Linked DNA regions of Homo sapiens: region 1 is linked to region 2. A link is a loop called in an ENCODE intact Hi-C map of the cell type or tissue named here. Cell type or tissue: PC-3. All regions are shown on one strand. Links, peaks and the distances in the headings refer to the core of each region. The heading gives the core; the rest is flanking DNA.

Region 1 (16,531 bases), core at 3,868-11,867, 240 kb before region 2:
TTTTGGAGGGTAGGACTGAGCCAGCATGATGGGCAGCCAGGAGAACCCAGGGCCAAGATGGAGGGAGGACCTGGAAACAGAATGTTCAAGGTGATTCCATTTGCTGAGGCCCCAAAATAGGGGGCTGGAGGACATAGAGAAAGGCTCTGTTGGCACATTTTGCCTGTGTCTGTATTTTCCTAATGTCTAACAGCATTGAATCTGGGAAATATTAGACATCTGCCAAGGGGGAAAGTGACACAGGACTCGGCAGTGTCTAGGATTATTTTAAAAAAACCAAACTTGTCCTCAATGATGGGAGTCACTGAAAATATCTTACTCTTGCAAAAGTATGGACTTTCTAAATTAAGATAAATAATTCTGGCCCTTGCTTCTTGCATATTCCTAAGATCATGGTTATATAAGCAGTAAGATTCCTATAAAACTTTGAAAAAACACCAGTATACTTTGCAGCCAGTTAGGCAGCCATTTCTTCTTTTCAGATAAAAGAGTCCCGATTTTTCTTTTTGGGAATTCATCCTTTTCCACATTCGGTCCATTTGGGGTCTGATCATCTTTTGGCTCCAGGAGTGGGCAAGTGTTAGGCTCAGGACTAGACAATAAGAGGAGTATATTCCCTGGGCATGGTGATTTGTTTAGGGGAGAGAACACCAGTCAGGCCAAGGAGAGATAGACATGGAAGTTGTCTTGGAATGCTTGTCAAAGATTTTTTTTCTTTTTTTTCTGATGGGATGACTACTGTGAGAAAATGTAAGCCTAGAGATGCTAGAGGCCATATCTGGAGCAAGCCTTTCTGGAAATAATGCCAAGTCAGAGGAAAGGAAAGCCTGCTGATGGAGAAAATCAGATTCCTGATGACACAGTGTCTGTGCCTAGATCAAGCCAGCCCTGAAACTGACAAAACTCTGGACCTTTACATTCCAAAAGCCAATAATTTTTCTCCTCCCCACCCTCTTACCCTGCTTGTTTAAGGCAATCTTAGTTGGGTTTCCTGTTACTGCCCCCACAGAGAGTACTGACAGCCTAGGCCCTGGGACTCTGCCTGGGGTGGATGGAGCTGCTGCTTCTGTGGCCATCTAGGAAGTATTTCTTATTTATGCCCTTCTGGTTCATGCAGAAATGATACAGGAGCCCAAACTATGGAAAATGGCAGGGGTTCTTAGGAAAGAAGCTGGTTCTGTTTACCCTTCTTTATAGACAGACGTGTAAAGTAAAGAAAATCACATTGATTTGAGAGATGACATATCTTTCTAAGGTTACTGTGAAACTTTGAACACTTTCAAAAGGGAAAATAATTTTTCAGTTTTCCTTTCATCTCTATTTCTTTTCTGAGGAAAGAGGTAAGGAATGCTCTTCTACTTTGGATCTTGGGTTTTCTCTGTTTGTCCTTCCTCCCAGCCCATTGCCCTTTCCGTCTGCCCTCCCGGAGGCCACACTCACAGTCCTGCCTTGGCTGCCACATCACTGTGGGGCAAGCCTTCTCCAAAAGCTCCGGTTCTGAAATAGTTCTCTCTGATATCATTACTCGCGCTTTGCATCCCTTCTACTTTCTTGTTTCTCTTGAACTCAGTTCTGTCCTCATTCATTTCACAAGTATTTATTGGGTACCTACTATGTGGCAAGCACAGTTTTAGGCACTTCAGATACATCAGTGAACAAAATTCAAAGATCCCTGATTTCATAGAGCTTACATTCTAGTGGGGGCTGTGGGAGTCAGGCAATATATAATCAACACAACAAACAAGTACATTATGTAGTGTCTTAGAAAGGCTATGAAAAAATGAAAAAAAAAATAGAGAAGAGGAGGCGGTCAGGATTCCTGGGAGTAAAAGTGGTTGCAATTTTAAATAGTCTGCATTGAGAAAGAGAAATATGAGCAAAGGCTGGAAGGAGGAAGGGACTCACCATTAGAAATCTGGGGGAAGAGTGTCTCAGGCAAAGGGAACAGCCAGTACAGAGTCCCTAATGCAACACTGTACCTGGCAGTGTTTATGGAACAGCAAAGAGGTCAGTGTGCCTGGGGTGAAGAGAGGAAAAGCAGGACTAGCAGGAGGTCAGAGGAGGAGGTGAGTGGTAGGGGAGAGGTAATAGGGGTCAGTGTCATGCAGGACTTTGACTTTTTTCTGAGTAAAATGAGGAATCTTTGGAGGGTTTCAGGGAGAAAGGGACATGATCTGACTCAGATTTTCCAAGGACCACTCTGGCTGCAGAGTGAAAATAAACTCCAGAGGAGCGAAGGTGGAAGCAAACAGTATGGTTATTGCAGGAATCAATGCCGGAGACGCTGATGGCTTGGATCAGGGTAGAGGCTGTGCAGGTGTTGGTAAGTGGCTGGAAATCTGGGTCTCTTTTAAAGACCCAGCCATGAGGACTTGCTAACAGATTAGATATGGAGTGTGGGAGAAGAAGCATTTGTAAGGATAGAGCTGCCATCACCCGAGAAGGGGGAAGACTGAGGGTAAAGCACCTCTGAGAGGAATATTAGCAGTTCAACTTAGGACAAGCTGACGAGGAAGTTGGAAATGCTGAGCTGGCAGCTGAGCACTAGGTTTCAGGAGATAGGTCTGGCCTGGAAAGATAAATTTGGGAGTTGTTGCCATCTAGATGGTAGTTAAAATCTGATTGTAAACTGTAGGTCTTTCTTAGCCAGTAAGCCTCCTATTACCCTCCTGACTTTACCGAGAGAAGTTGACAGCATGACACAGTGGAGAAAATATAGGCTTTTGAGTTGGACAGATCTGGATCTGAGTCCCAGTGTTACTACCCTGCTAATCATGTGGCTCTGGGCAACTTTCTTACCTTGCTGAGTTGCAATTTACTTATCTGAAAAATTGGATGACAACACCTACTTCCTAGGGTTGTTGAGCTCATTAAATTAAAGAATGCAAAACTTTTGGTGCATTGTAGATTCTTAACAATTATTTTCTTCCCCTTCCTTTTTAAATGTAGTCTGGAGACTAACCAATGACTGTAGCTCTGGCCTTAGCTTTCTGGACCAGTGCTGCTCAAAGGGTGGTGCTTGAACTAGTAGCAATCAGCATCACCTGGGAGCTTGTTGGAAATGCAGCTTTTCAAGCCACACCATCCTACTGAATCAGAAATTCTAGGGGTGGGACCCTGAAATCTGTATTTGAACAAGCTCTCCAGGTGCTTCTGATACATACTAGAATTTGAGGACTACAGCTTTAGTGTCTTCTGATTCATAAACTTCCGCCTGACCCCTGAGCATACCTATTTCCCTGCTCATGTTTCTGCATAGCTATTTTCAGAAAAAGTTATATCAACCTCTTGGTTGAGTCTAGAATTACACTTTAACTCTTTCCACATAAAACAAAGCTATTCTAGAAGATACTCAAACTCAACATGACCCCGAAAACTCACTCTTCCCTGCCCCCCATCCCCTTCAAAGAGTAAAAACGAACTGTAAAATAACTGACTTCCTTCTCTCCTCCTAGGTTTCCCATTTTAATAATAATTAGAGAAATGTGTTCACTAAAAGCTCACTTTATGTGCCACATTACATGTATCAATGAAATGATATATAAGGTAGGACTAATGTGAATTTCCACTTACTAGATGAGGAAATTGAGGATTAAGGACATTAAATAGCTAACCCAAGGGAACAGAGATTGTGCCAATGGGGACATCAGAAGGAGACCATAAAGCTGGAGCAGAGAGAAGGGACTTGCTTTTTCCTCTTTGTTGCCTGCATCACCCTTGCAGTGCCTTTCACTCCAGCAGAGGCACTTTGTTCTAGTTGCAAAGGTAAATTCCTATTTTGCAATTTTCCCAACACTTGCAAAGCTATCTTTATTGTACTTCCCATCCCCATCCTTCAAATACCAGCATCACTGGCCGATGTGCCCTCCTCAAAGGCTTGGATTCCAGCCCCATGGGACACCACCAGACTCAGGAACAGCAACAGCAGTTGAAAACACCTACTTCTCAAGGTCTAGTCCCCAGATCTATGGGGTTCCTCCACCAAACTACTACTACTCTACTACTTCTCCTTCCTTTTTTTTTTTTTTTTTTTTTTTGAGAGGCAGGTTCTCATTTAGTCACCCAGGCTGGAGTGTAGTCATGGGATCATGGCTCACTGAAGCTTCCACCTCCTGGGCTCAAGTGATCCTCCTGCCTCAGCCTCCCAGGTAACTTAGACTACAGGCATATGCCACCAAGCTCAGCTAATTTTTGAAAATTTTGGAGACAGCAGTTCTCACTATGTTGTCCAGGCTGTTCACAAACTCCTGGCCTCAAGTAATTCTCCTGCCTTGGCCTCCCGAAGTGCTGGGATTATAGGCATGAGCTACCACACTCGGTCCCTCTAAACTTCTATATTTTAATAATTATAGTTTCTTCCTTTTGTTCCCCCAGTCCTAGGGATGGCAGCTGCCTCCTGCTATTGCTTACTTCATGATACCATGTTTATTTATTTATTAATTAGAGACAGGGTCTTGCTTTGTCTTACAGTGTCATGATCATGGCTCACTGTGGCCTTGACCTCCTGGGCTCAAGTGATTCTTCTGCCTCGGCTTCCAAGTAACCAGGATTACAGGTGCATGCCATCATGTCCTACTAGATTTTTAATTTTTTTTCTAGAAAAGGGTCTCACTGTGTTGCCCAGGCTGGTCTCAAACTCCTGTCCTCAAATGATCCTCCCACCTCAGCTTCCCAAAGTGCTGGGATTACAGGTGTGAGCCATTGTACCCAGCCCATGGTACCTTATTGTTCCTTTTTGCCTTGTGGTTCTCTAAATATGGTTATATTATATTCTTTTTTGGCAATTAAAATAACTGGTGTGGCTTTTGTTTTTTTACTGGCCCCTGACTGATACATCTTATCACTGTGCTACTCTTCTTATTGTTAGCCAACTCTGAGACTAGAAAACTTGTAGTCTTTTTCATCTTCTTTCTTACTATTAAAATATCTCTCACCTCATCATTCATCAAACCCAGTTCATTCTCTTATGATGTCTCCCAATTTCTTTCCTCCTCTTCATTCTCATTGCCATAGTCCTGTCTGTGGTCTCCACTAACTTGTCCTTTTGCCTGTACTCTTGGATTGATTTTTTAACTTGTATTTCTGTCCTTTATCTTGCCTCATTCTAGGTAATTCTTTAACCTGGTTGCTTGGGTTGCTTAACCCAAATATAATTATAATGATTACTTTCCTATATTCTATTGAAGATCACATTCATTAACATGGCATTCAAGGTCCTCTAGAGTTTAATCCAAATCTAATTTTCTAGTCTGTTTAAAAGTTATGTTCCTTTTATGCGCCATCTTCTATGCACCACGTTGCAGATTGGATTCTATGGAAAGCAGACTCTGGGAAGAAGCGGGAGAGGGAACCAGGAGTGGGTACGATGAGATGTGAAGCTGCAGTGTGATCGCAGCAAAGTCCTCAGACAACCCATGGTGAGCTTTGAAGCATAAGTGGCCTTTCACAGCTATTCTGAACCTGGGCAGGATGGCTCACACCTGTGGGAGTTTTGGGAGACTGAGGTGGGAGGATCCCTGGAGGCCAGAAGTTTGAGGCCGGACTGGATGAGACCTCATCTCTACAAAAAAGTACAAAAAAGTTGGCTGGGTGTGGTGGCACTCACCTGTAGTCCAGCTATATGGGAAGCTGAGGCAGGATGATAGCTTGAACTTAGGAGCTGGAGGCTGTGATCTCACCACTGCACTACAGCCTGGGCAACAGAGCGAGACTCTGTCTTTAAAAAAAAAAAAAAAAGGCTGTCCAGTTCCTCTATACACACTCACAGCAACCAGTCACTGGATGGAGGCTCTTGCTGGGGAGGGACATGGTCTTGGGTGAGTAGCCCTGTGCTGCTGAGGGCAATTCCTGTGGAGGGCTGTTGTCAGGTGTGCTCCCAGTAGCTGTGGAACTAGATTGTTTAGTTCTGAAAGGGAAATCTGGGCTGCACACCACAGCATCCTCTAGAGACTCACATGACTCTGCCGTACTTGTAAAACAAGTGAGGCAACTCACTATGTCTATTGTCACATTAACTCCCCAGCCTCATATGTACTAGCCTGAGATTACACTTGTTGAAATCCAACCTGTCTTTTAAATATTATTTTGTCAAAATGGCATTATTGAAATACAGTTTACATACTGTACAGTTCACCCATTTACAGTGTATAATTCAGTGACTTTTAGTATATTCACAAATATGTGCAATCATCACCACAGTAAACTTTGGAACAGTTTCATCCCCTCAAAAGAAAACCCATACCCTGTAGGTCCCCCTTTCCCTTCAGCTCTAAGCAACCACAAATCTTTCTGTCTCTATTTCCCCATTCTGGACATTTCATATCAGAATCATATAGTAAGTGGTCTTTTGGGTCTGGCTTCTTTCATTTACCGTAATGTTTTCAAGGTCTATCCATGTTGTAGTGTTTATCAGCACTCCACTCCTTTTTATGGTCAGATAATATTTCGCTATGTGTCCGTACCACATTTGCTTATCTAAATTTGTCAGTCGACGGGTGGTTTGGACTATTTATACCTCTTGGCTATTGTGAATAACACTGCTTAACCTTTGTGTACAGGTGTTTGTATGCGCATTTGCTTTCATTTCTCTTGGGTATACACCTAGGAGTGGAATTGCTGAGTCATAAGATAAAGCTATGTTTAAATATGTGGGGAATTCCCAGATCTTTTTCCAGAGTTGCCGCTTCGAAAATGCCACTTTTCTATGAATTTGACAACTACCTGCCTGCCTCCTAAGTCCCCTCCTTTCATTGCAATTAAATGTTCTATTTCTATATTGCTTTAGCACTCTCTGTTACCCTTGTTTCATGCTCAGCCTTGTGATGTTGTTGCGGTGGACATCTGTTTTTTACATGCACCCATTCCCCTTCTTGAATGACATCCTCTTTTCTTAGTGAAAACATCCCTCCCATACTTTCAGTCTACTGGCCTGGCCAAGTAAGATGTTCTATCACTGTAGTCATGGAGAGTGAGTCGGGGGTGAGCATGTGACCCCAGTTAGGTTAAATTAGCGTCAGTTCTGGGACTTTTGTTGGAAAAAATGGGCAAGGACTCTATTTCCACACTAGTTCCTAAGCTGGTGATATGTATGCCTAGAACTATTGGTGACCTTCTTACCACCATAAGGTGAGAACTGCCTTGAGAGTGAAATTAATCAAAGAAAAGGAAAGCCCCAATATGGAATGAGACAGATTGCCTGTTGATTTTGTTTGACTCAGTCATACCTGACATCTACAACTAGAACATTCAGTTACCTCCAATAACTTCCCCACACATAAGTTCTTATGTAACTTCTGTCATTTGTAATGCTAAGAATCCCAGTCAATAGAGTGTTAATAGTGTATTCCTCCCTCCACTGGATTTGAAGCTTCTGAAGGTAGGGACCATGTCTTTCTCATTTGAGCGTGATGCTGGCACGTAGAAATTGCTAATAGACAGTTGCTGAGTAATTGAATGAATGAATGAATGAAGAATGAGTGTATATTTTGCTATGCTTGAAACCACATCCTATCATTTATGTCCAGCAATAGGGCTTTGCCTTCATTCAGAAAGAGACTGAGTTTTCCTGTGTGTGTGCATGCACATGTGTGTGCATGTGTGTGTATGTGTGTGTGTGTGTGTTTTCCTTTATGTTCAAGACTGAATTAAGCAATCTCACATGGGGAGTTGGGTACCTATCAAAGAACTTTAGTGCCTCTCTTTAAGGTCCTACTGTAGACCTCTCCTCACATGCTCTTGAGGAAAACTGAGCTACTTTTGTTTTCACAGAGCAATCAATGTAGCTTCATAAATAGGTTGTCTGTCACTTTATGTTGTTTATTTCTACATAATTGACTTTTGGGATATGGAAATGAAGATCTGGCTTTTTCATTACTTGAGAAAATGAATTTATTTTTTGATTCCAACTCTTTAAATATATACAACAAAATTATTTAAGAAATAAGTAGGTGTTTTCATAAGGAAGGTTATGTGGTAGAATAAATTCAGAGATATGTAGGAGAGGATAAGTGTAGCCAAAAAAATAAAAAGCCATTGTGAATAACAGGAACATCTGGAGTGTAGACTTTGGTAATTTTTGGTACTATCATTTGCATTTTAAATGGGTGAGCAATAAAACAGCATCTATTCATATGTCTCTATCTAGCTTGACTTAAAGTACACATTTATGATTTCAGCCAGAAAGCTGAAAAATACTTCAAAGCACCGTAATAGTCCACTTCTCCACCCTGAAACACATCATGCTCAGGCAAAGTAGGGGCTTTGTGGGGGCAGTAGCTACAGAAAAGCTGCTACATGAAACCCTGGGACTAAAGACTTGGGTTTGAATCTTTTATTTATTTTTATTTATTTATTTATTTATTTATTTATTTTTTTAGATGGAGTCTCGCTCTTTGCCCAGGCTGGAGTGCAGTGGCGTGATCTTGGCTCACTGCAACCTCTGCCCCCTGAGTAGCTGGGATTACAGGTGCCTGCCACCACACCTGGCTAATTATTGTGTTTTTAGTAGAGACAGGGTTTCACCATGTTGGCCAGGCTGGTCTCAAACCCCTGACCTCAGGTGATCCTCTAGCCTTGGCCTCCCAAAGTGTGGGGATTACTGGCATGAGCCACTGCGCCTGACCAGGTTTGAATCTTTTTATCTTCACAAAACTGAGATCTTTATTGTCTGCCATATTTAGCTGTGCTCTGTTGACTTAAGAGGACAGAACAGACAGAGCATTTGGAAAGGGATTGTTCTGCCTCCTATTTGCCAGATTATATTTTTTCCTTTCTAACTGATGCATGAAAATTTTATCCTTTGGAAAGTAAATGTCCCAGAAGAATATGATCTAACCCTAGTGACTCATTTGAGAGATTCTTTAAAGTAAAGGAGTGTTTCCTAAAATAGAAGGGGATTTCACTTTGAGGGCAAGAAGGTTTTCCCTCTTTATCCTTAGTCATAGAGGTTATGCTGTCCCTGACACGTCATTACTTCCCTCCTGTTCCTCTTCCTTAGATTTAAAACAAACCGGGGAATATCCTCATTATCTAAAACATTTTCTCTGTGCATTTGATTAAAAGCTGGTATTTTCTGTTGATAAAAAAAAATTAGGACTGTAGTAGTCCAACATAGACACTGCTTATGGGGTAAATCTAGGGGACAGATCCTTATATTAAAAGGGATGGTGAGAACCCTGCTGGCTCTTGCTTGTGGTAGAAGAACAACCTCAGCAGATAAGAGCTTCACACCTTATAGCTATATTAGAATGTATTTTCTCTTTTCTTTTCTTTTTGACAGAGTCTCTCTCTGTTACCCACGCTGGAATGCAATGGGTCAATCTCAGCTCACTGCAAACTCCACCTCCTGGGTTCAAGCGATTCTCTTGCCTCAGCCTCCTGAGGAGCTTTGATTACAGGTGCCTGCCACCATGCCCAGCTAATTTTTTTATTTTTAGTAGAGATGGGGTTTCTCCATGTTGGCCAGGCTGGTCTCAAACTCCTGATCTCAAGTGATCTACCCATCTCAGCTTCCCAAAGTGCTGGGATTACAGGCTTGAGCCAAGGCGTCCAGCCTAGATGGTATGTTCTGAGCAGTGTTTGATAAATCAGGGGTCCCCAACCCCCGGAACATGCACCGGTACTGGTCCGTGGTCTGTTAGGAAGTGGGCCACACAGCAGGAGGTGAGCGGCAGGCACGCAAGCGTTACCACCTGAAGTTTGCCTCCTGTCAGATCAGCAGTGGCATTAGATTCTCATAGGAGCACAAACCGCATTGTGAACTGTGCATTTGAGGGATCTAGGTTATGTGCTCCTTATGAGAATTGAACTAATGCCTGATGATCTGAGGTGGGACAGTTGCATCTTGAAACTATCCCCCACACCCCAGCCCCCCATCCATGGAAAAATTGTCTTCCGTGAGACTGCTGCGCCAAAAAGATCGGGGACCGCTACTATAAACCGTTCTGCCCTCGTGGGAATAGTGTATAGATACCTATATTGCCAAGACTTTATTTTCTTACCCTTTCTTATGTACTTATCAAACATACTTAGACTCCTTTCTACTTATTCTCACATCAGCTTCATGTCTTTAACCAGCTATGCAAGATTTGGAAGGTCTTTATACATTCTTGGGCTTCAGTTTACTTTGTAATGTTGGGTACCCTATCTTTAAAATCTTTATCAGCTCTAAAATTCTATAGTTCCTTATCTATGCTTCTGTTTTCTAATGCATTTGACTCTGGTCTTAATTCTTAAGCTAATCTTTTATTTAGCCTTCATTTGAGATAAATGTCACAAGCAGAGAGGGCAGGAAATGGCATCTTGATGTCTTAAGTAGAGAAATTAGAAGCTCATAAATCTCAATGAACCTTGAATTAATTAGTGGAGAAGTTACCTTTATATCATTGTGCCTCAGATGATTTGGGGTCAAAGAAGGAATACTGGGGGTATAATTATGAATGCTATACATATAAGTGCAAGGATAGTGGCAACATTTTTGATTGACTGTTATATAAAAAACACTCTTGGCATTGCAGTGCCTCTTATTAAGGTTAGAGTATTGTGAGTTTTACTAGAAGTCTGAGTGTGTTTAATGCTGGCAATACTGAAATCAACTCCATCATAAATTTAAAGTGAGGACACCATTTATTCTAGGGGCTTCTGCAAACCCAAATATAGTCATCACTTATTCCTATTTAAAACTTCATGTGTCCTAACAATATTCATACATCACTGCGGCAACATTGCCATTCAACCCTCAGGTCAGTCAGTACTTTAAAACCACGACAAAATTTCTAAATAAAAAATTATATCGATAATTGTAAGATTTGAAAGAGAAAAATAACTTTTAGATGAGAAGGAAAATGAGCTCTTTACTTTCTTCTTGCCCCATTGTTGCCTTTATTAAATAACCCTTCTGATTTCATTGTATAATGATACAATATTAGAAAATAATTGATATGGTTTGGACAATTATATAAACATTAACACAAGTTGAGACAGTTATTTTGAATAATTTCTGGATCTAATTATAAAATGCTGAAAGGAAATTATAAGCATTAAGACAAAGTTGAGACAGTTATTTTGAATTATGTCTACACTGAATCATAAAATACTGAAAGCAAATATAGACACAGGTTCATTCTTTAATGTAGAACATTATAGGCTGCTTGATGGTCAGAAAACCACAAGTTTAAGTTTATCTGCAAAGTAAGTTGTAGTAATTGTTAAGGTCAATGGTTCATATTTTAAACAATCTGAGAATGTGGTAAGTATTTAGCAAGCTAGTGTTTAAAAACACTCATAAATATGTATTCCTAGAATATAGCTATTAAAGAAAGTCTTGTCAACTTTCATGCACTTTTATGACAGATTGTTTTTCATTTGCACACAAAGGATACATGGCTGGTTCAAAGCTCAGAACAGTTCAATAGCAGTTATATGATACCATGACAAGTTCTATCCAAGCTTGTTTAAACATATTCCTCAGGGAATGCTTCAAAGAATGGCACACAGTTACAACTGGAAGAAACTGCTTTATTAATAGTTGGCAATTTTTACAAATTCCAGGCATGTTGCACAGACTCTGCTCAACCGAGCCATCGATTATAGTTAACATCCGTCTCTAAAACAAGTGCTTAAATCTTGTACAAGTATTAAAAAAAATACTTTCATGCAAGCCAAGTTTTATCTTACATAAATTATCTTACATAACTTGACGTTAAACAAAGAGGAGCAATGTGAAATATAAGAAATTCCATATCCGATTAAGAACTTGGTACTCCCTTTTACCAAAGTGTGAATAAGGGTTCCAGCTCAGGGTCTTTTCAACACCCCTCCAGGCGAGAGAGAACTTTTAATCTTCTGTTTCTCCTTTTCTCCTTCATTCTCATTTCTCCTTTCTTACCATGTATTCTATTTTCTTTCCCATGATGTTCTATTTCTCCTTCCTTTGTTGTTTATTTCCTCTTTTTTCTCCCTCCTTGCATTTATTTTCTTCCCTCCATACTCTCAATTCTCCCTTTTATCACCCTGCCAATGTCAAAATCATTACATGCTAATCGAGCCAAATAAATTGCAACTGCAAGGACATGACCTGATGTCTACAGCAGAAAATGTTTAAATTATGAATTTTCCTTTTGTTTATACAGGCAATTACAAGAAATTAAATGTTAACTTTGAAGTCAATCCTTAATCAGAGGTGTTTTTACATAAAACCACTACATATAAAATGCAGAGTGCAATTACATTAAAAAAAACTATTTCATTTCATTTACTAGTAGCCACTAATGGCTCTTTAGACTCAGCCTATTAGGTAAATGAGCAAACAGTTAGCTTATTTGTTTGAAGTATAAGTAGCAGATAATTCATGAATAAGTAAATTATACTTTCTTGCTGTGGTATATTAACAGGATGATTTTATATTATTTTATTTTTAATTGACAATAATTATACTTATTCAAAGGGTACATAATGATGTCTCCATATATATACAGTGATCAGACCAGGGTAATTAGCATGTCCATTATCTCCAATGTTTATCGTTTATTTGTTTTGGGAACATTCAATATGTTCCTCCTAGCTGTGTGAAACTGAATATTATTAACTGTAGTCATCCTACAGTGGTATAGAGTACTAGAACTTATTTCTCCTATCTAGCTGTAATTTTATAACCTTTAACAAATCTCTCCCTATTCACTCCTTCCCCCATCCTTTCCAACCTTTGGTATCTTCTGTTCTACTCTTTTACTTCTATGAGATCACCTTATTTTAGGGTCCACGTGTGAATGAGAACATGCAGGGTTTAACTTTCTGTCCCTGGTTTATTTCATATAACATAATATCTTCCTGTTCCATCTAAGTTGCTGAGAATGACTGGATTTCCTTCTTTGTTATGGTGGAATAGCCACTGTGTATATATACTACATTTTCTTTATCCATTCGTCTATTGTTGGACACCTAGGTTGATCCTGTATCTTGTGAATAGTGCTGCAATAAACATGGGGGTACAGATGTTTCTTTGGTATAATTGTTTCCTTTCCTTTGGATAAATTCCCAGTAGTCGGATTGCTGAATCATATAGTAGCTCTATTTGTAGTTTTTTGAGGAGCCTCCATACTGTTTTCCATAGTGGCTGTGGTAGTTTACATTCCTACTGACAGTGTGTAAGAGTTCCCTTTTCTCTGCATCCTTGCCAGCATTAGTTATTTTTTGTCTTTTTGATAAATAGCCATCCTAACTGGGGTGAGATGATACCTCACTGTGGTTTTGATTTCCCTGACAATTAACGATATTGATAATTTTTTCATGTATTTGTTGACTATCTGTATGTCTTCTGAGAAGTGTCTGTTCAGATCATTTGCCCATTTTTTTTAGTTGGATTGTTTGTTTTTGCTGTTGATGTTTGAGTTCCTTATATATTTTGGATATTAATCCCCTATAGGATGAGTAGTTTGCAAATATTTTCTCCAGTTCTCTGGGTTGTCTTTGCTGTGCAGAAGCTTTTTAGTTTGCTATAATCCTATTTGTTTATTTTTGCTTTTGTTGCCTATGCTTTTGAGGTCTTATTCATAAAATCTTTTCCCAGACCAAGGTCTTAAAACATTTCTTCTATGTTTTCTTCTAGTAGTTTTATCATTTTGGGTCTTATCCTTAGGTGGTTGATCCATTTTGAGTCGGTTTTTATATAGAGGAAGGGCAGGTCTAGTTTCATTCTTCTGCATACAGATATCCAATTTTCCAAGCACCATTTCACCTTTGTAAAAAAATCAGTTGGCTGTAGATACTTGGATTAATTTCTGCGTTCTCTATTCTGTCCCATTAGTCTATGTGTCTTGTTTTATGCCAGTACCATGCTGTTTTGGTTACTACAGCTTTGTAGTATACTTTGAAGTCTGGTAGTGTGACACTGCCGGCTTTATTTTTTTGGATTACTTTGGCTATTCTGGGTCTTTTGTGGGTTGACATAAATTTTAGCATTTTTTTCTGTTTCTGTGAAGATGTCATTGGTATTTTGATAGGAATTACATTCAATTGCTTTGTGTAGTATTGCCATTTTAACAATATTTATTCTTCCAATTCATGAGCATATGATGTCTTTCCATTTGACTTTTAGCCTCTTCAGTTTCTTTCATCAGTATTTTGTAGTTTCCCTTGTAGAGGTTTTTACCTCCTTGGTTAAATGTATTCCTAGGTAACTTATAAATGAAATTGCCATCTTGATTTCCTTTTCAGATAGTCTGTTGTTTATATATAGAAATGCTACCTTTTTTTTTTTTTTTTTTTTTTTGAGACAGAGTCTCACTCTGTTGCCCAGGGTGGAGTGCAGTAATATGGTCATAGCTCACTGCAGTCTCCACCTCCTGGGCTCAAACAATCCTCCACTTCAGCCTCCTGAGTAGCTGGGACTACAGGTGTGCACCACCACACCTGGCTAATTTTTGTATTCTTTGTAGAGACAGGATTTCATCATGTTGCCCAGGCTGGTCTCAAACTCCTGGGCTCAAGTGATCTGTCTGCCGTGGCCTGACAAAGTGCTGGGATTATAGGTGTGAACCCCTGCACCTGGCCAGGAAGCTTTTAAAGTAGCAATATCTCAAATCTATAACAAATTTATTTCCTTTAAAATGAAACAATATAAAAACTGAACAACAAGGCCTGAAGTTGTTCTGTGCAAGCCAATCATTGGAATCAATCAGGTCAAAACAACCTCACCTCATTGAAAGAAAATATAGCTGATGTATTGTTTGAATATGTTCTCCAAAGTTCATGTGTTGGATATGTAATCTTCAATGCAGCAGTTTTGGGAAGTGGGGCCTCATAAAGGAAGATTAGGTTGTGAGGCATATATATATATATATATATATATATATCATATATAATCATATATATAACATATATAGCATATATATAACATATGTATGATATATGTCATATATAACATATGTATGATATATGTCGTATATAACATATGTATGATATATGTCGTATATAACATATGTATGATATATGTCGTATATAACATATGTATGATATATGTCATATATAACATATATGGGGTTGCCTTTGTTGTGCAGAAGCTTTTTAGTTTGCTATAATTCTATTTGTTTATTTTTGCTTTTATATATATCATATATATAACATATATATGTTATCTTATTTTCCCTTATTTTTTTTGTAGAGCATTCTGTATTGCATTTTACTTGTAAACATTATTTTTGCTTCAAAATATCTCCTGGGAATAAATTTATATCATCAGTTCATAGAGGTTGTCCTCATTCTTTTAATAGCTTCATGGTACTCCATTGTGACAATATGTCACAGTTTATTCAACCAATATTCTATGCTTGGGCATTTATGTAGTTTCCAATATTTTGCAATTAGAAATAATGCTGCAATGAGTAAACTTGAGCATCTGTATTTTTATAGTATTGGAGATGTGTCTTCAGGATAAATTCCTGGAAGTGGGATTTAATATGTATTTTTGTTAAACATTGCCAAATTTGCCTCCCTGTGGGAATTCTTCATTTTGCATTCCCACCAGCAATGTTTGAACACGACTGTTTCTTCACAGCTTCACCAATAGTAAGCTTTCTAATGTTTGCTTATCTAATTGATGAGAAATGATATCTCACTATAGTTTTAATTTGCACATATTTTATTGTGAGTAATTGCTATAGACTGAGACTGAATGTTTGTGTCCTACCTCCCACTCCTAACATTCATCTGTTGAAATCCTAACCCTCAATGTGATAGTGTTAGGAGGTGGGGCCTTTGAGAGGTGATTAGGTCATTTGGTTATGAATGAGTAGAGCTCTCATGACTGGGATTAGTACTTTTATAAAAGAGGCTGGAAAGAGCTCCCTCATCCCTTCTACCATGTGAGGACACAGAAAGAAGACAGTTATGAACCAAAAGAAGGCCATCACCAGACATCAAATCTGCTAGTGCTTTGATCTTGGACTTCCCCTGGCTCCAGAATTGTGAGAAATAAGTTTCTGTTGTTTATAAGGCACTCAGTCTATATAGTCTGTTATAGCAGCCTGAATAGACTGGAACAGTAGTAGTATACTATTGCATAAGGGCCATTTTTATATTCCAGATTTTTTCTGTTTATATTTTTCTCTGTTTTTAAGATTTTTGGTCTTTCCTGCCTCAATTTTTTTTTTTTTTTTTTTTTTTTTTTTTTTTTTGAGACAGAGTCTCACCCTGTTGCCCAGGCTGGAGTGCAGTGGCATGATCTCGGCTCACTGCAACCTCCACCTTGCGGGTTCAAGCCATTCTTGTGCCTCCCAAGTAGCTGGGATTACAGGCACATGCTACCACTCCTCGCTAATTTTTTGTATTTTTAGTAGAGACGGGGTTTCACCACGTTAGCTAGGATGATCTTGATCTCCTGACCTCGTGATCTGCCTGCCTCGGCCTCCCAAAGTGCTGGGGTTATAGGCATAAGCCACTGCGCCCAGCCTTCTGCCTCAATTTTAAAGCATTTTTTTGTATATTAGGTTATTTAGCTCCTTGTCTATGACATATGTTGCAAGTGTTTTCTGTCAGT
Region 2 (16,531 bases), core at 4,535-12,534:
TTCCATGGTGTATACGTGCCATATTTTCTTTATCCAGTCTATCTTTGATGGACATTTGGGTAGGTTCCAAGTCTTTGCTATTGTGAATAGTGCCACAATAAACATATGTGCATATGTCTTTATAGTAGAATGATTTATAATCCTTTGGGTATATACCCAGTAATAGGATTGCTGAGTCAAATGGTATTTCTGGTTCTAGATTCTTGAGGAATTGCCACACTGTCTTCCACAGTGGTTGAACTAGTTTACAGTCCCACCAACAGTGTAAAAGTGTTCCTATTTCTCCACAGCCTCGCCAGCATCTATTGTCTCCTGACTTTTTTATAATCGCCATTCTTACTGGAGTGAGATGGTATCTCACTGTGGTTTTGATTTGCATTTCTTTAGTGACCAGTGATGATGAGCTTTTTTTCATGTTTATTGGCCACATAAATGTCTTCTTTTGAGAAATGTCTCTTCATATCCTTTGCCCACTTTTTGATGGGATTGTTTTTTTTCTTGTAAATTTGTTTAATTTCCTTGTAGATTCTGGATATTAGATGTTTGTCATATGGGTAGACTGCGAAAATTTTCTCCCATTCTGTAGGTTGCCTGTTCACTCTGATGATAGTTTCTTTTGCTGTGCAGAAACTCTTTAGTTTAATTAGATCCTATTTTTCAAGTTTGGCTTTTGTTGCAATTGCTTTTGGTGTTTTAGCCACGATGTCTTTGCACATGCCTATGTCCTGAATGATATTGCCTAGGTTTTCCTCTAGGGTTTTTATGGTTTTGAGTTTTACATTTAAGTCTTTAATCCATCTTGAGTTAATTTTTGTATAATGTGTAAAGAAGGGGTCCAGTTTCTGTTTTCTGCAGTTGGTTAGCCAGTTTTCCCTGCACCATTTATTAAATAGGGAATCCTTTCCCCATTGCTTGTTTTTGTCAGGTTTGTTGAAGATCAGATGGTTGTAGATGTGTGGTGTTATTTGTGAGGTCTCTGTTCTGTTCCATTGGTCTATATATCTGTTTTGGTACCAGTACCATGGAGCATGGCACTTCTAATAGAATACCTGCTTATCTTCCTTAAAGTTTGAATTCTCAGGGCAACTGGCTGCCTCTAGATTTAAAGCATAAACTCATAATATCATGATAACCTTGATGAAGTATTTTAAAGTAAATTTGCAGACACTGTAATACTAATGTAATTAGACCTGAGCCCCATTCAGTAGACTTGGATCTGTCTTTTTTGCATGACTCTTGTTGGCTCCATTTTTCATGTTGGTCATTGCCTTTGGTTTTCTCATTAACACCTTGCATCTAGGTTCTTCTTGGCCTATTCTGTCTTTCTGAAGCTATGTCTCCATCCAGACTTGTTAGGTATAATGTATGTGACCTTATCTTGAACTGGAATTTTGTATATACCCACTGAGATATGGTTGTGGTAGATTATTGGTCTTCACCCTTTCTGGAGATGAGTGTCCAAGTGCTTCCCAGTTGCATAACTCCTCTTCTTGTTTGTATGTAGTATTTACTAACTCTGACATGAGAAGCATGTGATGAGGAGGGTGTATGGGGCAAAGTCCCACTAAATGAGAAGGCAGTATTTGAGATGTAGATTTTAGGTTATAAAAATGGTTTATTAAAGTATAATTGACAGAAGATGAGCAGTGCATATTTAAAGAGTACAATTTCCTAAGTTTTGATGTAAACGTGCACCCATGAAACCATCACCACAATCAAGATATTGAGGATAGCCATCACGCCCCTTTGCAATCTTGTCCTGTCACCTCTCCCTCCCTCACCCCTAACCCAAGGCAATGACCGATCTGCTTTCTGTCTCTATATTCTATGTTCTCATTTTCTAGCATTTTATAGGAAGCAATCATACAGTATGTACTCTTTGTTAATTGTTCTTCTTCAGTCAGCATACTTATATTGAGATTCATTCATGTTGCAGTAGGAATCAACTACTATTGAATGTAGTGGGTTCATTTTCATTAATGAGGAGAATTCCATTGTGCAGATATACTAGTTTGTTTATTCATTCACCTGTTGATGGACAGCTAGGTTGTTTCCAGCTTTCGATTATCATAAATTAATTTGTTATGAACATCAATGTACAGTGTTTGTGTAGACATATGCTTTCTTTTCTCTTGGTAAAATACCTAGGAATGGAATGGCTGGATCATATGGTAGTGTTTGTGTAACTGTTTAAGAACCTGTCAAATTGTTTTTCAGAGTGGTTATACCATTTTACATTCCTGCTAGTGTTCCTGGAACGAAGCCGGGTCCGGCTGCATTTTCTCAAGTCCCAATAATGAGAAGCAGACAAACTAGGAAGAAGGGAATTTATTACTGTAACTGGATACAGTGAGAAGGCCAGAGGTAATTCCACTAGACCAACTCAAAGTGTTACAATTTTCTTAGTCCTTATATAGATTGGGGTTATGTACCTATAGCATAGCATTCGCCTAAGTCTATTGGTAACTAATTTTGTTCCAACTAGGTCAGAGGCAAAAAATGCTTGCTAAGTCCGATTAAAAGGGCCCCAGTACATTCAAGGCCTGCCTATTGTGGTACTGCAGTGATTATTTCTATCTTATCTCCTTTACAGCTTGGTCTGGAGAGCTGCCTTAGACTCTCCATTGAATCTATTCAAACAGCTGCCTCTGTTACCTTGACTTGTCTCAGATTTTGTTGACCCAAGACAGGTCCTGGCACTGGGAATGTAAAACTGTTTATTATTTTGGCTTGCTCCAGCGAAGGAGAAGCCCATGCAAGCCTCCTACTGACCATGTGTTTCATTTCTAGCTTTGATGTCTGGGCACCGATTTCCCTAGGTTTAACTATTTGCTCAATGTGAAGGCAGCGCAGTGGAAATTTGTCTGTGTAACTGGGTTGCTATGCAGGCCTGTCTGTGTGACTGTCATGCAGGCCTGTCTGTGTGATAGCCAGGGAGAATTGGCCTGCCACACCAGCAATATATGATTCTTTATAAATTCTTCATAAATTCTAAATACAAGCCCCTTATAAGAAGCACAGTTTGCAATTTTTTTCCTAAGTTGTGGCTTCTGTTTATTCTCTTTACAGTATTTTTTGAAGAGCAAAATTTTTAATTTTGAGGAAGTCCAGTTTGTTCTTATATAGATTGTGCTTTTGATGTGGTATCTAGAAAATCTTTGCCTAGAAAATCTAGAAAATCTTTGTGGTATCTAGAAAACTTTTATTTTCTTCTAGAAGATTTTTACAGATCCATTTTGAATTATTTTTTGTACATTTGTATGTAGCTGGGGTATGAATTCTTTTCAGTGTGTGTGTGTGAATGGACATCGATTTTCCGAGCATCATTTGTCAAAAAGACTGTCCTTTCTTCACTGACTTTTCTTTGTATCTTTGTGAAAAATCAACTGCTCCTATATGGATGAGTCTGTTTCTGTATATTTCATTCTGTTTCACAGATGAATTTGTCTACCTTTATATTAATCCCACTATTTTGATTATCGTAGCTTTATAATAAGTTTTGAAATGAGGTAGTGTTAATTCTCCAACTTTGTTCTTTTTCCAAGTTGTTTTGCCTCCCCTGAGTCCTTAGTGTTTTCATATGAATTTTAGAATGTGTTTGTCAATTTCTACATTGCTGGGATTTTATTGGGAACATATTGAACCTATTAATCAATTTGAGAGAAATGACACTGAGTCTTTCAACACACGAATTCAATATATATTTCCCATATTTCCGTTGTTTAGGTCTTCCTTAATTTCTCTCAGTATTGTTTAAAGTTTTTAGTGTTTTATATTTTTTGTAAGATCCATCCCTGATTATTTAATATATTTTGATGCTATATAAATAACACTAATTTTTAATTTCAATATTCGAGTTTTCACTGCTAGTATATAGAAAAACAATTTATTATTATTATTATTTTTTGAGACAGGGTCTCACTTTGTTGCCTGGGCTAGAGTGCAGTGGTGTGATCAGGACTTACTGCAGCCTTGACCTTCTGGGCTCAAGCAATCCCCCCTCCTCACCGTCCCACCCACGTAGCTGAGACTACAGTTCCATGCCACCAGGCCTGGCTAATTTTTTTATTTTTTGGAGAGACAAGGTCTCACTATGTTTCCCAGGCTGGTCTTGAACTTCTGAGCTCAAGCAGTCCTCCTGTCTCGGCCTCCCAGAATCCTGGGATTATAGGTGTGAGCCACCATGCACAATTCAGTTTTGTTTATTGACATTTTGTAAAATCCACTTACTAGTTCTAGTAATTTTTTTTAGTAGATTCCACCAGATTTTCTGCAGAGATAATCATGTCATCTTTGGATAAAGTCAGTTTTACTTTTTTCTTTTCTACTTGGATGCATTCTATTTCATTGTTTGCCTTATTGTACTGGCTACCACCTCTGGTACAATGCTGAACAGAAGCCGTGAGGGTGAAGAGCCTTGTCTTGTTCTTTATCTTAAGGGAAAATAATTCAGTTTTTTCTCGTGACGTTAAAATACAAATAAAATATTAGTTGTGAGTGTTTGTCAGGTTGATGAAGTTCCTTTCTATTCCTAGTTTGATGAAAGTTCTTATCATGAATGGATGCTAGATGTCATAAAATAGTTTTAGTGTTTCTTGAGATAAATATATGGTTTTTCTTTTTTTTCTTTTTTTTTTTTTTTGAGACGGAGTCTTGCTCTGTTGCCCAGGCTGGAGTGCAGTGGCACGATCTCGGCTCACTGCAAGCTCTGCCTCCCGGGTTCACGCCATTCTCCTGCCTCAGCCTCCCGAGTAGCTGGGACTACAGGCGCCCGCCACCACGCCGGGCTAATTTTTTGTATTTTTTAGCAGAGACGGGGTTTCACCGTGTTAGCCAGGATGGTCTCGATCTCCTGAACTTGTGATCTGCCCGCCTTGGCCTCCCGAAGTGCTGGGATTACAGGCATGAGCCACCGTGCCCAGCCTGGTTTTTCTTTTTTCGTTTGGTAATATGGTAATTTATATTGATTGATTTTCTAATGTTAAACCAACTTTACATTATTGGGATAAGATCATACTTTGTCGTGACATCAATTTTATATCTTCTTCAATTTAATTTTCTAAATTTTGATTAGAATTTTCACTTTCATGTTAATAAGGGATTTTGGGCATTAGTTTTTTTTGTTTTTAAATAATGCCTTTATTTGGCATTAAGATAATGCTGGCCCCATAGAACAAGTCAGAAAACATCCTTGCCTTTTCAGTTTTCTGAAAAAAGTGTTTGTAGAATTGGTATTATTTCTTTTTAAAAATTTTAACAGAATTCTCCAGTAAAGTCAAGTGTACCTGGAGTTTTCTTTGCAGGAATTCTTTAACCTATAAACTCAATTTTGTTAATAGACATAATGCTTTCAGGCTATATCTTCTTGAGTGTAGTTTGGTAGTTTGTCTTTCATGGAATTTGTCCATTTACTCTATGTTGCTGAATTTATTTGCATAAGGTTGTTTGAAATGTTACCTTACTATCTTTTTATTATCTGCAGAATCTTTGGTGATATAACGTCTCTCATTATTGATATTAGAAATTTTTTTTCTCTCTTTTTTCGTGTTTAGAAGTTGTCAACCTAATTGATCTTCTCAAATAACTATTTGTTTTATTGTTTTTCCCTTTTCTATTTAATTGATTTCCACTCTGATCATTATTATTTCCTTCCTTCCACTTACTGTGAATTTAATTTGCTCCTCTTTTGCTAGTTTCTTAAGGTAGAAGCTTAGATTGGTGGTTTGAGACCATTTTTCTTTCCTAATATAGGCAATAGGTACTATAGATTTCTCTTCTAAGTACTACTTCAGTAGCATCTGACTAATTTTGATATGTTTTCATTTTAATTCAGTTCACAATTCTAATTTTCATTTTGATTTCTTCTTTGATCCATAGGTAATTTAGAAGTGTATAATTTGGTTCTAAGTATTTGAGGATTTTCTATATATTTTTCTGTTAATGATTTATAATTTAACTCATTTGTGATGATAATATATTTTTATAACTTGAATTTTTTAAAGTTTATTGAGACTTGTTTTATGGTTTAGAATGTGGCCTATTATAATAAATGTTCTGTGTGCATGTGAGAAGAATGTATTCTGCATTTTGTAGGTGGAGTGCTCTAAAAATATCAATTAGGACAAGTTGGTTGATAGTATTGATAAAGCCTTCTATATTTTTATTGGATTTTTGTCTGCTTGTTCTATCAATTAGTGAGAAAGGAATATCTGGGTATAATTGTGGATCTGTATATTCTTCATACAGCTGTATGAAGTTCTTGCATTATAGATTCATAAGTTGTTGTTAGTTATATAAACAGGATTATTATGCCCTTTTAATGAATTGATCCTTTATCATTATAAAATAAACTTTTTCATTGCTGCTTGTATTCTTTGCTCTAAAATTTACCTGATTTCATATAAATATAGCCATTCCAGCTTTCTGTAAATAACTTCCAGCATGGTATATCTTATACTATCTTTTTACTTTTAGCCTATTTGTATCTTCATATTTGAAGTGTGTTTCTTGTAGGCAGCATGTAGTTAAGTCATGCTTTTTTATTCAATATAATAATCTTTGTCTTATGATATGGGTATTTAGACCAGTTACAGTTGATATGGTTGAGTTTAAATCTATCATCATACTAATTGTTTTCCATTTGTTTTTTTGTTCCTTCTTTTTACGTTTTCTGCCTTCTTTTGAATTGATTGAATATATTTTTATGGTCCCATTTAATTTTCTTTGATGGCTTCGTAGCTGTAACTTTGTTTATTTTAGCAATTTTTTTAGAGTTTATAGTATACATCTATAGCTCACCATAATCTACCTTTAAGTGGTGCTGTATAATTTCATGCATCTTATAAGATTCTTTCAGCAATGTCTTTCTGATTTTCTTCTCCTGGCATTTGTGCTATCATTGTCATGCATTTTACTTTTATATATATTACAGTCCCATACTACATTATTTTTGTTTAAACAGTCCATAATCTTTTAAATATATTTAAATAATGAGTAAGTTTTAAAAAATATTTGCTCACACAGTTACTATTTCTGGCGCTCTTTCTTTATTTGTGTAGATCCATATCACTATCTGATATCATCTTCATTCTGCCTGTAGGATAATTTTTATTTTTATTTTTTGGTAATGTACCTACTGGAGATAAATTCTTTTTGCTTTTTAATGTGATTTGTGAGAGATATTCTTATTAGGAATTGAATTTTAGTTGTGTTTGTTTGTTTTTTACTTTTGGTAATTTGATAATGCTGCTCCATTTCTTTCTGATGAGTAATCTCCTCTCATACTTTTTGTCCTGCTAAAAGGATCATGCCCTTTTTTGTCTACGAGTGACTTTAAAATTTTCTTTTTATTACTGTTTCTGAACTCTCAGACTATGATTTACCTTTGTGTAGCTTTCTTCATATTTCTTATGCTTGGTGTTTGCTATGTTTCTTGAAGCCGTGGGTTTATAGTTTTCATCAAATTTGGGAAACTTTTGGCTATTAAGTCTTCAGATTTTTTTTTTTTCTGTCTTCCCCCCTCTCTCTTTTTCGTTCAGGATACTGATTTCATGTTTATTAGGCCGTCTGAAGTTGCCTCACAGTTGTTTATTGTCTTGAATTGTCTTTTTTTCTCTGTGTTTCACTTTGGATAGTTTCTATTGCTATGTTTTCAAGTTCACTGATCTTCCATCTTACGATGTAGTTTTGTACTATAGTTTACATTATTGCTTCTACCCTTATCACTGATTTCATATTTTTTCCAGCCATGAAACTTTGCTTTACTGATTTCTATTCCCCCAAACACCTGTAATACATCACAATACACCAGTCCTTAAACTCTCTGGAGAGCAACTGTGGAGGATTATCTCATGATTCAGCAAGAAAATTAAAATTGACTAGTAGCATAATTATCTTTCAACTTCCTCCATCACTGCGCCAATCGGGAGGTTTTCATCGGGTACCTTTTTTTCTAGCTCTCATTCCTTATGCCAAAAATTGTTACTAGGGCCCCTTTAGTTCTGAGACCTTCGCTCACTCTTCTTTGGCTTTTTCCAACCTTTGCATATTTAAAGGAACTGCTATTAAAATGCCCTGAATAAACCTATCAACTCTGGGTGCCTATGTAGGGGCACTATTAAAAATATTTAACAACCAGATAGAAGCAATGCCAGAGATTTCATACTGAGTCAATATTGCTAGTTGAAGATGAGAGAGGTACTAGAGGAGGATCTGAGGATGATTAGGCTGTAGGGGGGTATGGGCAGGGGTTGGGTGGTCAGCATGCAGTTATTTATAAGCTGGTAGGAAAGTATTTTAATGATTCAACCAGTGTGATATAGCTGTTAAAGTACCTATCCATGAATGTCAGGTCTGTCATGACTCAAAGCGCAAGCAATGCTATGAAATTACTGGGTTCTTTGATTATGTATAAACTTTTAGGCAGGGCTTTCTCATCCAATCCTCTCTATTTGCCAAGGGCAGAGAATATAAAGATTTATTTTTATTGTATCCAGAGCCAGTCTTTCTAAGAACATTTTTTCCTGGTCCCATTGCAAGTTTATGAATCACATGATTCATAATCAGATAGTGTTTATTTTTGACGATTATAGCAATTTAAAAATCAAAGCTATGTAATGATACATCGAGGCTGTCATTTAGGATCTTCTGCTCACCAAGATGTCCTCCAATCTTTAGAACACCACCTAGTGGACTAATTCGAATTATAATTTCTACCTGTGTGTTTCTTCATTTAGGGTGAAATAACAATAAGAAAAACTATCAAAGTAAATGTATTCTTACCATTTTCACTTTCTTGTTCTTATTTTTGATAATTTAGAAATAAGTTAGATTTATCTGAGCTAACTTGTTACTTATGAAGAAGTTTATTTTCTAAGTACTCTGGATTTTTGAGAATCTTGCCTCATTGACATTAATTTTTCGTAATCCAGCACAAAATAAGAACATAAAATAAGTTTTCTAAGAACATAAAATAAGTTTCTATAATTAATGGGGAAATTCTTTCTCGAGTGTTGCTTTAAAACATTTCTTAAATATTTCTAGTCTCCAGGTACCGTCCTAATTCACAGATGCTCAAAATGGCAATTAATAATTGTCTAAAGACTTTGAATGATAATTTAGTTGCCCAAGATGTAATTTATCTGGGCCTAGGAATTTAAATATGTCTAGTTTGAATAATTCCTTTTCATTCACTTCAACTCTGTTTAACCTGTTTAATTTTCAGTTCTTAATGCATTTTGAAATCATGTAAACTTGGACAAATTATATTCTCTTTTATTTCAGTTTCACCTGTAAAATAGGGTAGAATATCTACCCTAGGAAGACATTATAAGTGGAAACCCTGGGCAAACTACAAAATGTAAATAACTATTATTTTAAAGATCTGTATATCTGACTTTTTTATTGCTCTTATTGTAATTCTTTCCCTTCACTTTAAAGAGACGCACTTAGTCATTCTCAAATGATTGCCTGCAGTTTGGTAATTTGCAAGGAGTTATATTATAGTACTGCATTGGGAAGAATAAAACTTAAAAAATTTACTTCTCCAAGTTTTAATAGCTTTCTGTTATCCATATAGTTTGTATTTACTTTCATTTTGAGTTACCCTTTTGAGTCATTATTTTGAGTGACATTAGGGAATAAGTAAATACAACTGATTTCTCAGCAATAGAGACTATGCTGACTGACAGTTCATGAAAAAGTGGACTTTACAGGGAATCTTTGAAAGTGAAAGAGGAGAAACCATTCCCTTGATCCTGGGCTATTAGAACTGATAAATCTTAAAATCTCAGACAAACCCATAAACATTGCACAATGAAATGTGCGTATCACCTACTATTGGAATTATTTTAAAGTGCCTTATTTTTTGTTTGATTGTCAGTGTTGCAAATCCATTTGTCTTACCTCCTGATTTTTCCCTAGCCATCAGAAATCTGTATTCATACAGAAATAGTAAGCTCCCAGAATTTTTCTAATTTCAGAAGAGAGAGAATTTTGTGATCTTCTGCAACAGTGTTATTGATTTTGTAAAAATCAAAAGTTTTCATTCACTGAAAAAGGATTACTTTTTCTTAAGGGTGTGAGAGGATGCAACCATAAACCTGAAGTCAGTTCACACTGAAATCATTTTTTGGTTATTCTTTGGTGTGTGTTCTATACCCACCTGGGCTCCATTACTAAAAGTAAGTGTTGCAAATGGATGCAAATTTAAAGTATTTGCTAAGTCTGTAAGTTATGTTAAAATCTGTTTATTTGTCTTATATTCTACTTGAAAGAAAAGGCTAACAATAACTTATGTGATTTTATAATTTCTACCAAATTAATACTCCCTTTTGGGGTATGTATACACAGATCAGTATTTAATATGCATTTAAGATAATATTCTACAATTAAACATCTGCAAAGGGAAAATATAACTTTGCCAAGTAGGCCCAGCTTGCAGTTAATACTCAGAGCAAATAAAATCACAAGGAAATCTGGTTTTGTGAGCAGTCTAATTCATACATTTAGTTAATAAAGGATAAATTCATGAACTTAAAAGTGCTTTCAAATCACTGTCACAAACTAAAAGTAGTGACCACAAAGCAACAGGACTTCTACAAATATGACAGAATTTCAAGTGAGTAACATCTCCCATACAGTCTTCACCTTGGGAGACCTTGCAGTAATTGTGATACTGGTGTTCTTCTCCAGCATACTTTGTGACTGATCTTTGAAGCACTGTCTTTTGAGTATTGGCTTCCATACCCACCCCACCCTCAATCCCCACTCAGTTTTTAAATTATCTCCAGTGGTGGCAAAGCTTTATCCTTTGCAGGTGAATTTATCCTTTGGAGAAAGTCAGGTGTTAATCAGAACCAACTTCATCCACTTGTAATCGCATGGAGGGCCTGTATTCTGTCTTCTGGTGACATTGTCTTTCACATTTTGGTATTCTTGGAGTGATGTGTGGAAAATCCTGAGCCCTCCACAGAGGCTTGTGAAACTGTTAGCAATGAGTGAAGTCATGAATTGGATTGACTTCATGATGTGACATATGTGACTGTGCAGTCAAGTGATTTGGAAGGAGAAAGACTTATGTGCAAATACTAGCTCCTCACTTGCTGGCTTTGGGACTTGGGGCCTTTGGGCATTTTAAATCGTGTAACCTCTGTAAACACCAGTTCTTTTCATCTGGAACACGGGACAAATAATATCTACTTCATCCAGCTGTTGTGAAAGGCTATATTTACATGTGTAAAATGGTTTTTCTAATGCATGGCACATGGTAAGGGCTCAGTGATTGGCAATTATTGTTACTTGCTCTGAAGATAGTTAACAAAAAGGAGTTACAAAATGTTCTGGGCCAAAACTATATCACAGGCATAATTGCCATAGATAAGACTACAAAGGGGAGACTAATTTTTAAAAAATTGTTTTTAATTTTTTTGGATACATAGTAGGTATTTATATTTATGAAGTACATGAGATTTTTGTTTATTTTTTGAGATGGAGTTTTGCTTTTGTTGCCCGGGCTGGAGTGCAGTGGCGTGATCTTGGCTCACTGAACCTCTGCCTCCTGGGTTCAAGTGATTCTCATGCCTCAGCCTCCCTAGTAGCCGGGATTATAGGCAGCCACCACCATGCCTAGGTAATTTTTGTATTTTTAGTAGAGAGGGGATTTCACCATGTTGGCCAGGCTGGTCTCGAACTCTTGACCTTTAGGTGATCCACCCACCTCAGCTTACCAAAGTGCTGGGATTACAGTCATGAGCCAGTGCACCTGGCCTATATGAGATATTTTGATACAGGCATACAATATGTAATAATCACATTAGGGTAAATAGGGTGTCCATCACCTCAAGCATTCACCATTTCTTTACGTTAAGAACATTCCAAATGTACTTTCTGTTATTCTAAAATGTCCAACAAATTAATGCTGACTATAGTCACCCCGATGTGCTATCAAATAGTAGATCTCATTCATTCTAACTATATTTTTGTGCCCATTAACCATCCCCGCTTCCTCACCCCCAGCCCTTCCCAGCCTCTGGTAACCATCATTCTACTCTCTATCTCAATGAGTTTAATTGTTTAAATCTTTAGCTCCCACAAATGAGTGAGAACATGCAATTTGTTTCTGTGTCTGGCTTATTTAACTTAACACAATATTGTCTAGTTCCATCCATATTATTGAAAATGACAGGATCTCATTCTTTTTATGGCTAAATAGTACTCCATTGTGTATATGTAACACATTTTCTTTATCCATTTGTCTGTTGCTGGACATTTGGGTTGATTCCAAATCTTGGCTATTGTGAATAGTGCTGCAGTAAACCTAAGAGTATAGATATCTCTTCAATATACTGATTTTTTTTCTTTTGAGTATGCATCTAGCAGTAGGATGGCTGGATCATATTTTAGTTCTATTTTTAATTTTTAAAAGAACCTCCAAATTGTTCTCCATAGTAGCTGTACTAATTTACATTTCCAACAACAGTGTACACGAGTTCCCTTTTCTCCACATCCTCACCAGCATCTATTATTGCCTGTCTTTTGGATAAAAGCCATTGTAACTGGAATAAGATGATATCTTGTAGTTTTGATGTGCATTTCTCTGATGATGCTGAGCACCTTTTCATAGGGGGAGACTAATTTTTATGTGTAGCATTTGAAATCAGTTTCACTAAGCTAAACTCACCTTCTGTATAGCTTTCTAAGTGACTTTTCTTAAAAGGAGCACCTGTTCATTTGACTGTATTTTGAAATCAGCTTGTTAAAAAATAAATTTTATTATTGCTTTAGTAACAATATCAGATGGCCTGTATGATTTATTTTTAGTCTTATGTAAGCAAGAAGTATGAATCTCCTGTTGAAGAAAGGATGAAAGATTTTCTTCAGAAAGATTTCTGATCATTTCTTATTCTGATATATACTATGACAAGGTCGTTAGTTTGTTATGACTAATTGGAGTTTGTTGGTTAGACATCCATTTTTCTTTCGGATGCTATTGTTTCTTAAAAGCACAGTTGTGTTCAAAACATGGCCAATGTATTTTTAGAAATGTTGCAATGCCCTTGGTTGGTGATTACTGTTGCCTTCCTTTTCTGATTCCTGTTTCTCCCTCATGTAGTTGAAACACGGGACTTTGATATGTGGGTTGGATTCTGTAATTGCTAATAGATAAATATTCTCATTGCTATTCTGAGTTTGGTACTTTTAGACATCATAAACATTTTACTAATGAAATGTCATGTCACAGAATTAGGGTTGCGAAAGAATAAAAATAGGCATGATAGGGTGGAGAAGAGGAGATGTTGAGCTTTACTAACTGTGGTGAGTAAGCAGCTGCAAGCAGCTAACGAGTAGTTTTAGGATAAATAATGTATGGTTAACTCTGTCTTGAAGAAGAGTTTTAGAGGTGAGGTCAAAACTCAGGAGCTGTGTACGGTGGCAAATGTAAAGGAGGAGACATGGTCATAGATCTTAGAGGCAGGGTGATGCAGTACAACATGCCACCAAGACTCACTTGATAAACGAGCTTCATATGCCAGACACACTCCCATAGGCTTATCAAAGTCTTACTGTTCCTTCTATAGCAATTTTGTTCTACTGGAGAAAACATTTCAGAACAAGACGAGCAAGAGATATATTTTTATGCAGACTACTCCTCCTTACATGTAAAAGTAAATTATTTGCAAGCTTCACGTGTCATTTCTAACCAATGATTTGTGACGGTCTTACAGTGGATGGCAGTATGGTAGTTGGTCCCTGCTGGTGTGATGCTAGTCAAGTCAATATGCTTTGAACAGCTAGGCTAAGGAGTCACTCTTCTCCTTGTTATCTATGTGCGGTTGAAAAAGATCAATTCAGCTCTCTGGGTCATAGTCTGTAACTTTTAAAATAGAGATAATTTTAATCTTTGGCTACTTTACAGAATTCTTGAGAAAACGACAAACAATGTATGTAAAAGTGCTTTATAGACTCTATTGTAAAGACACCAAAACTAAGGAATTAGTGCAAAAGGGCAAATAAATCCATGCAGGACTCTGCATCATCCCGTTTGTCCAAGTTGGCTAGATATTTGCTGACTCTTCAAAATGCTTTGTATTTTAAAATATTGCCTTAGATGCATGCCTAACTGTAACAAAAGGAAGTTTCCTGAAGTGACTCAGAAAACATTTCCCCCTTTTCCCTCATTGCTTTCTAAATGTAAGTCTTTCCATTTATCATTCTTCTTGCAATATGACCATGAGAGTAAAGGAAGAGATACAAACACACATTCAATTTGTTTTGGGAATAAAAACTGCTGTGGTTGGGAAAAGCACTGCAATATATGTTTCAGACTTGTACAGGAATGTTGCATGAGAAATAGGGGAGTGTACAACTGTCTTTTGCCTTATAGAATTAAGGTATGTAAAACAAAACAAAACAAAATGAAATGAAACACTCTAGGACTTGATGAAAACAACATTAGCTGTATGAGTATTTAGATTTAGTTGTGGTTGCTGGACTGTGCTGGCCAAACTCTCTACTTGAGCACTGGAGAATTTATTCTCCCAGCTGCTGGGAAGATTGAGTGCTGAGAGGTCTCCTCAGCTCTCTTTGAGAACTGCCTCCATGGAAGAGACCACCTTGACCAAGGATGCTTCCTTCTCAGGAAGCCCACATTCATAATTGATCGACTCATGGGTGTAAAGATATGGTTCTCTCTTGGGATGAACAGGGTCAGCCTCGCCCCAGAGCTCCTACTGCGATCAGAGGCTCATTATGACTGTGTTGCTGCCTAGCTTCTTCCACTGCCCAGTCCTGCTTCCTTCTCTGCTCTTGAAGATATTGTTTCTGAGAGCACTCTCAATAAACATCCTGCACAAAAATCCTAAGTCCAACCTGTGTCAGAGGCTCTGACTTCTCAGATTTTTCTGAAGGTTCTTTAGGCCATTAAACTTTTCATTGAAATTGTTACACAGTTTTCCTGGAAGAGGAACATGGTATCATCCAGATTAGGTACCCCATTTTCAGAGGGTCATGTTTAGGTCAAACCAAGAGGCTGGTATGAATTAACTAGCATTCTATAGACTTGTCAAATTTTGATGAACTTGATTCACTAAAAAATATTTTTTTGTTATATTATGGGGTAAAAGTACAAATTTGGTGAAAGATCAACCCCAGCTTGTAAAAATTGAATTCATAAAACCAGCACACAACATGGAGATTACAGTTTCTTTGCAGTTCATTCATTCAGCACGTAATTATTGAGTGCCTATTACATGATCGGAGGGCAAGTGATCAGTATGTAAGATGTGATTGCTGTCCTTCTCATCTTATAAGAGGGATAATACATATGCCTATTATATGATTAATGCAACAGAATAATACACAGGATAAAAGCTACAGGAATTGAAGAAAAGAAGCAAAGAGTAATGACGATTATAGGGAAGATCTTGAGGATGATGTGAAATTTGAGTAGAACCTAGAATAGTAAGCAGAGATGGTTGGTAAATAGTGTGCCAAGCAAAGGGGAGAGTAAGAATAAGGTATAGACATGAAGAAATAAAAGGTATGTTGGAGGATATTGATTTAGCTGAAGTGTTTGTCTTATACAGGTCTGTTGGGAGAAATGTAAGTGGGAGAGGTGCTTTGGGATTAATTGTGAAAGTCTTGAAAGGCAGGATGGGAAATTTAGATTCTCTTTGGGAACTAGTGAGTAGCTACTGAAGGTTTCTGGGTGACATTATCAGATGACGCTATAGGAAGATGGAGCTGGAAGTAAGAGAACAAAGCCTTGGAGATGAGACAGGAAACTATTGTCATGTTCTAAGGGTAAGGCACACAAAACTTCCTGGTTCCCGAAGCCTGATTTTAACACTGCTCTTCATCTACCCCTAAGCCTAGACTTCCAGGAACTCTCCAGAATAAAAAACCTGGTTAAAGGGCTTGGAGTGAGGATAGTTTTCTTTTGTTCTAGATTATTTTTTATGTAGAATTTTTATGTAGAATTAATTTTTATGTATAATTTTATTTTGGGTGGTGTCTTTAAATTATGATTCCAGCTGAAACAACTAGCTAATAATGAAAATATTTGCTAGAGTCAGGGTCTCACTATGTTGCCCAGGCTGTCCATAAATGAAAATAATTTTTAAGGAAAATATAATTGATCAGAATTGAGTTTTCCCATTGTTTTGTGCTAATGTGGAGCTGTCCTGACATTTGCTGTTGAGGTAGAAGATCTTAAACAAATACATGCATAGAAAAACCTTGACCTATAGGGGAGTGAGTGCAGGAAAGCACCCACCCTTCCATCCCTGGGAACGGCAGCAGCGTGTTTTTCCTTTTGAGATGAAAGTGATGTGGTGCTACATAAATTTACAAGTGATTCTCTAAAAATGAACTTCTTACAAAAGGCTGACTCTGCAGCTGTGTCTGGCACTCTCTATCTGTGCTGATCCTTTTTCGCTGTGCAAAGACTTTATTTAAAGTGTTTTCCAGATTTTGACTAAGCAGGTCTAGGAAAGTAGTAAACTTGCTAATTAATGTATTTTTGATGTTGAAT

What was found. Peaks named below come from ENCODE experiments on the same cell type or tissue, not always from the same donor. Only the 100,000 strongest peaks of a DNase experiment are listed, where the experiment ranks them.
Region 1: a loop joins it to region 2, with 4 times the contacts of the local background. A loop is called at or near these places in 2 of 110 quality-filtered maps.

The regions. Positions count from the first base shown.
Region 1 is chr3:23,152,444-23,168,974 of GRCh38, reverse strand. No RefSeq gene overlaps it. Among named protein-coding and RNA genes, the nearest start is that of UBE2E2-DT, 42 kb to the left of the region's middle. RefSeq lists enhancers at 6,637-6,786, 6,897-7,156. In PC-3, for the core only: no CTCF peak of the experiment used is centred there; DNase peaks (open chromatin) are centred at 5,914, 6,594 and 8,854; H3K4me3 peaks cover 769 bases; H3K27ac peaks cover 2,392 bases.
Region 2 is chr3:22,914,669-22,931,199 of GRCh38, reverse strand. No RefSeq gene overlaps it. Among named protein-coding and RNA genes, the nearest start is that of UBE2E2-DT, 280 kb to the left of the region's middle. RefSeq lists an enhancer at 4,739-5,239. In PC-3, for the core only: CTCF peaks have their summits at 8,478 and 8,690 (motif pointing left); no DNase peak of the experiment used is centred there; H3K4me3 peaks cover 821 bases; H3K27ac peaks cover 833 bases.